2 separate regions of the Homo sapiens genome follow, and region 1 is linked to region 2. A link is an interaction called in ENCODE POLR2A ChIA-PET data of the cell type or tissue named here. Cell type or tissue: GM12878. All regions are shown on one strand. Links, peaks and the distances in the headings refer to the core of each region. The heading gives the core; the rest is flanking DNA. Region 1 overlaps PNRC2 (proline rich nuclear receptor coactivator 2). Region 2 has its middle 13 kb from the start of LINC01355.

Region 1 (2,816 bases), core at 75-2,574, 670 kb before region 2:
CAACCTTACAAGGTAAATGGATAATGTTCCTGGATGAGAGATTAAACGTACTCGAAGATCTTATGGTTGTGTGGCTCAGAGACTCTAAGCATGGCTTTCCAAATCTCATTCTCTTGTAGAGATTTTCCATTGTATTGCATTTTGACCATGTTCCTGTTTACAAAACCTAAGATTATATTCTGAAGTATCTGTGACTTGAGTGATAGCTCAGGAATAATCTGAGGGCATTCTATTAGGAAGGAGGACTAGCAAAGCCTATAGTTAGCCTATCCTAGGCATGAACTATTCTCATTTTAGATAGGATGACTTGATAAATAGGATGAAGTGAGCAACCTGTTTGTCTTCGGTTATTGCTATCTACAAGACATTCTGCTAGTCACTGTGGAAAAGTTTCCTTCTCTTGGGTTTTTTCCTCTTCCCCTTCCTCTTAACAGTGTTGGTTATCTTTATTATGTTTCTGTGTATTTGTAACAGCTGTTTCACCCTTGTATTGCATAATGGGGATTTTTCTTGGAATAAAAAGTGAGGCATGTAAATTCATTGAGAACTAACCGTAGTTTGTAAAGAAGTAAAAGGCCTTTGTATCTAGTTTTTTGCAGATCACATTTCTTTGAATGCTGGAAAGTGAAATAAACTGGTCTAGGAGCCAAAAATAAATCTTGGGTTTTTTTAAGATTTTGCTCTTAGATTTGTAACCACCTGGGTACAACTTTTTCCTAATTTGTGTAAGAGGTTTTAGAGATGCACTCTGTCCCTCTTGCTTTACAAATTGCCTACAAGAATGCAACCAAAATACTAGAAACTGAAACTTACACAAAACCTTTCAGGTTTTTTCCTGTGTTGTAGTTCTAGGGAAGAGGATAGTTTATTAGTATTTATTTTAAGCTTAAGGATAGGTTTTGGACCTGGATTCCATCATAGTATAACTGCCATCGAAAAGAAGACAAATTGAAATTACAGCATTTACCTAAGGTTCACAGTATGGCTGACTTCAGCAGCCTTACATGGTAAGTTCTCTGTACCAGCTATTTTTGGTTCTCGCAATTGCATCGACTTGGGAAATTCCTATCACCATTCTCTATATAGGCTAACCAAAACTTTTATCAGTACCTTTCCTAAAGTATGAAGTTAGGTAATCTTCCACTCCCACTTCCATTTACTCATTTTGCTTGAGTCAAACCAAAAATCTAGTGTATTACTAGATTAGTCACTAAAAATCTAGTGTATTCAATATATACACTAGATTCAATATATAGCTTAAAAACTAACAGACACCTAGGCTGAGATTTGTCCAATACATGAAGTTCAATTCTGCAATCCTTGGCATTGTTCACAGAAATTACCCTGGAAACAAAATGAACACCCAAATGCTGGTTCTGCCTTAACTCCAAATTGTTAACTAGTTTGCATGAAAATAATACAGCTTTGCCATGGGACTAGTTGTAGCATTTTAAGGATTACTCAAACTAGTTTTAAGATGCCCTATCATTTGGAATCTGTATCAGAAAGGTGTGGTTGTGATGCTTTTCTTCTGAGGGGTCCCCTTATATACTTTTCATTTGTCAACATACTTAAAACACAAGGGTTCTTGTCAACTTGATAAATTTGCTTATAATTTTTTTTCTATGAACCTAGATCATGGAATTAACTTTCAAAAGCTTTGCGATGTTTTCCATGTGTGGCCTTTTTTTTGCTTTTTAATTAACACTACTGGGAGAGAGAAATCCTAAGTAGTTGCTTAACTGCATAGCTGTCAAATCCTAGTATCTTCTGTATCAGTCAGCAAACTAGTTGCCCCTTTTCAAGCCAACAGTCCTATCACATTTTAGTTGTGACCTTTTTTATATATACGTATATATATATGATCAGAAATGTAGTGGTTCATAGTTCTGGAGTCTGAGAAATCCAAGAGTTTGGAATATTGTGAGTGTATTATGAGCTTCAAGTCAGTGACAAGTAAAACACATTTTTAAAAAGAATATTAAGCAATCAAAACCATTTTTAAAATAAAACCAAGCCAATGGGGAAAAATTTTATTTAATTTTATGCTTCACATTCATATCATGTACATTAAGTACTACATAAACTTGTCTTTAGGCTATCAATATTTAACTTGGGCAGTACTTCATCTTGATTTATTTGGAGAAATACAGCTTAGGCATCTGCTTACCTGCTTAGGCATCAAGAGGTGCCAAATTAGAAAATAGGGCATTAACAATCAAAATTTTTAAGCTGACCCACATACTTGCTACTGGTTTCGCTTATGTTTAAGCATTTAAAGTTGGCAAAACATGTTATCAATGTATTATGCAAGAGTTTACATCTTTTGCATAAGTGGTCCATTGGGTTGCACCTACCCCTTGACCAAACAAAAACAAAACATCACTGGCACCATACTCGAAACTACCTGTATCCTAGGTTATAAGATTGTGAAAGCCAACAATCTATAAGGTTGGAGGGACTCTAGTTAATCTTTGGGCTTAGAGGAGGAAAAAAAGATAGTCCCATACTGCATTTCACATCTCTTAAAAATAGTTTTAGCAGCTTAAACCTTTTTAGTTATAAAACTTATTACACTAGGGTTTACTTTGAAATATAGTTTACAACCAAATCAAGTATAACATACATACACTGGCACTTTAGCACAAGGGCAAACTTTAAAAACAAGTTATTTTGGACCTTTAAAATTAGGCCATATTATAAAAAACAGTCCACGGTCTTACATTCAGCAAATTCATACTAAAATACTCCATTTTTGTAAGATAAAGGCCAAGAAAACTTTACATATGCTACAAGTTTATTACAGATATTTACAT
Region 2 (2,816 bases), core at 302-2,801:
TAACTGCAACTTCTGCCTCCTGGGTTCAAGCGATTCTCTCCCTGCCTCAGCCTCCCGAGTAGCTGGGATTACAGGCACCTGCCACCACGCCCCAACAATTTTTGTATTTTTAGTAGAGATAGGGTTTCACCATGTTGGCCAGGCTGCTCTGAAACTCCTGACCTCAAGTAATCTCGGCCTCCCAAAGTGCTGGGATTACAGGCATGAGCCACCATGCCCAGCCCTAAAGGTGACTTTTTAAAAACAACTTTCAGCCGGGCACTGTCACTCACACCTGTAATCTCAGCACTTTGGGAAGCCGAGGCTGGCGGATCGCCTGAGCTCAGGAGTTCTGGACCACCCTGGGCAACATGGTGAAACTCCATCTCTACTAAAATACAAAAATTTAGCCAGGCATGGTGGTGCACGCCTGTAGTCCCAGCTGCTCAGGAGGCTGAGGCTTGAGAATCGCTTGAGCCTTGGAGGCGGCGGTTGCAGTGAGCTGAGATCACGCCACTGTACTACAGCTTGGGCTACAGAGTGAGACCCTGTCTCAAAAAATAAAATAAAAACAATTTTCATAGATCAACAGCTGGGAAATTCTCATGAAGAATAGAGACGACAAATGTATCCATCTTTATATAAAGTTAGGAGCTAGACGGTGATCCCTGAAAACAGTGATTTTTTTTTAAAGTCTGATTTTCACTCTAGAATTTTATCTTGAAAAATAAAAATAGTGTAGATGAAGTATGGGTGGAAAACATTCTGCTGTTTCTTTTTTCATGGTGAGCTTTTTTTAAAATGATAGATTAATAACACCTACTATGGTGTAAGTGCTATGTACCATGCTCTGTACTAAGGAGGCATTTTATATTCTGTGTATATCATGTAGTTTACAACCCTGCAAGGTAGGTGGTATTTTTCCTACCTACTTTACATATAAGGAACTCAAAGATTGAGATTAGGTAATTTCATATTTGTGGCTATTGACCACCTGTCTATGAAGTGGCAAGGCCAGGATTCAAACCCTCTTCTGCCTGACTTAAAGTGTACATTCTTTACTGCTAGATTAGAAAGACCTAATGTGAGGTTAGAACTAAGTGGTAAAGTTTATGTGTACTTAAAAGCTCTTTATGTCTAAAATAAAGCTAACCTAATTAGAATTTAATATAGTTTTGTCTGAAATTAAGGATTACTTAGGCTTTTTTGTTTGTTTTATGTTGATAGTTGTCATTTGTTTTGCTCTTTTTTCATCATTTATAAAAATTTAAGCCAAAACGTACTGGATTTTGGTCTTTAGGAAGCCACTTTTGGGCTGGGCATGGTAGCTCACGCCTGTAATCCCAGCACTTTGGGAGGCCAAGGTGGGAGGATTGCTTGAGCCTAGAAGTTCAAGACTGTCCTGGGCAACATGGCGAAACCCCATCTCTACAAAAAATTTAAAAAACTAGCTGGGCATGGTGACACACCTCTGTAGACCCAGACCTGGGAGGCTGAGGTAGGAGGATCACTTGAGGCCGGGAAGTCGAGGTTGTAGTGAGCTGCGATCAGGCCCCTGTACTCCAACTTGGGTGACAGAGTGAGACCCTGTCTCAAAAAAAAAAAAAGTTTTTAACCTAGGTAAACTTAATACTTGTTTGGAAAAGATTGCAGGAGGATCCCTGGAGACCAGCCTTGGCAATACAGTGAGACATCATCTCAAAAAACAAAAACAAAAAGCAAATATTTTAAGCTATCCCATCGCCTAATTTTTAGTTTCAGTCCTATACATTTTTTTTTTTTTTGAGACAGGGTCTCACTCTGTTGCCCAGGCTGGAGTGCAGTGGCATGATCTCAGCCCACTGCAACCTCTGCCTTCCAGGTTCAATCGATTATCTTGCCTCAGCCTCCTGAGTAGCTGGGATTCCAGGCGCGTACCACCACACCTGGCTAATTTTTTAATTTATAGTAGAGACAGGTTTCCCCACTTCAGGCAGGCTGGTCTTGAACTCCTTACCTCAGGTGATCCGCCTGCCTCGACCTCCCAAAGTACTGGGATTACAGGCGTGAGCCAGCGCGCTGGGACTTAGTCCTATATTTTTCAAGGCCATTATAGAAGAGTTTGTTAAAAGGTTTACTTATCAGACCTGAGTGTGTGTGTGCATTTGTATGCAAGATACAGAATTACACATAACGGAAGCCACTATGCTGGGCCGTAAAATTGGTGGGTGTAGAGAACCTGCTTTCCATATGTATTCTTACAGGAAATGTTATCTTCTCTGATACAGAAAGAAAGATGGTTTTAAAAACTCTTTTTTTTTTTTTTTTTTTTTAAGACGGAGTCTTGCTCTTTCGCCAGGCTGGAGTGCAGTGGCATGATCTCGGCTCACTGCAACCTCTGCCTCCGTGGTTCAAGCGATTCTCCTGCCTGGCCTCCCGAGTAGCTGGGATTACAGGTGCGCACCACCATGCCCAGCTAATTTTTGTGTTTTTAGTAGAGATGGGGTTTCACCATGTTGGCTAGGCTGGTCACGAACTCCTGGTCTCAAGTGATCTGCCCGCCTTAGCCTCCCAAAGTGCTGGGATTATACAGGTGTGAGCCACTGTGCCTGCTTATCTTTTAATCTGGAAAGTAAGTCAAAACAAGGATAAATGTTTCATAAAATTTTTTCAAAAGATTGTAATTGGGCCAGGCATGGTGGCTCATGCCTGTAATCCCAGCACTTTGAGAGGCTGAGGCAGGCAGGTCACTTGAGGTCAGGAGTTTAAGACCAGCCTGGCCAACATGGTGAAACCCCATCTCTACCAAAAAACACAAAAGTTAGCCGAGTGTGGTGGAGTGCACCTGTAGCACCAGC

What was found. Peaks named below come from ENCODE experiments on the same cell type or tissue, not always from the same donor. Only the 100,000 strongest peaks of a DNase experiment are listed, where the experiment ranks them.
Region 1: POLR2A ChIA-PET joins it to region 2 with 5 read pairs; 2 of 35 experiments call an interaction of 5 or more read pairs at or near these places.

The regions. Positions count from the first base shown.
Region 1 is chr1:23,962,645-23,965,460 of GRCh38, reverse strand. It overlaps PNRC2 (proline rich nuclear receptor coactivator 2), which reads right to left. Exons shown (of 3, transcript NM_017761.4): 3 at 1,999-2,816. It overlaps SRSF10 (serine and arginine rich splicing factor 10), which reads left to right. Exons shown (of 6, transcript NM_054016.4): 6 at 1-1,114. Among named protein-coding and RNA genes, the nearest start is that of PNRC2, 4.2 kb to the right of the region's middle. In GM12878, for the core only: no CTCF peak of the experiment used is centred there; DNase peaks (open chromatin) are centred at 712 and 1,014; H3K4me3 peaks cover 1,266 bases; H3K27ac peaks cover 1,638 bases.
Region 2 is chr1:23,297,582-23,300,397 of GRCh38, reverse strand. No RefSeq gene overlaps it. Among named protein-coding and RNA genes, the nearest start is that of LINC01355, 13 kb to the right of the region's middle. In GM12878, for the core only: no CTCF peak of the experiment used is centred there; no DNase peak of the experiment used is centred there.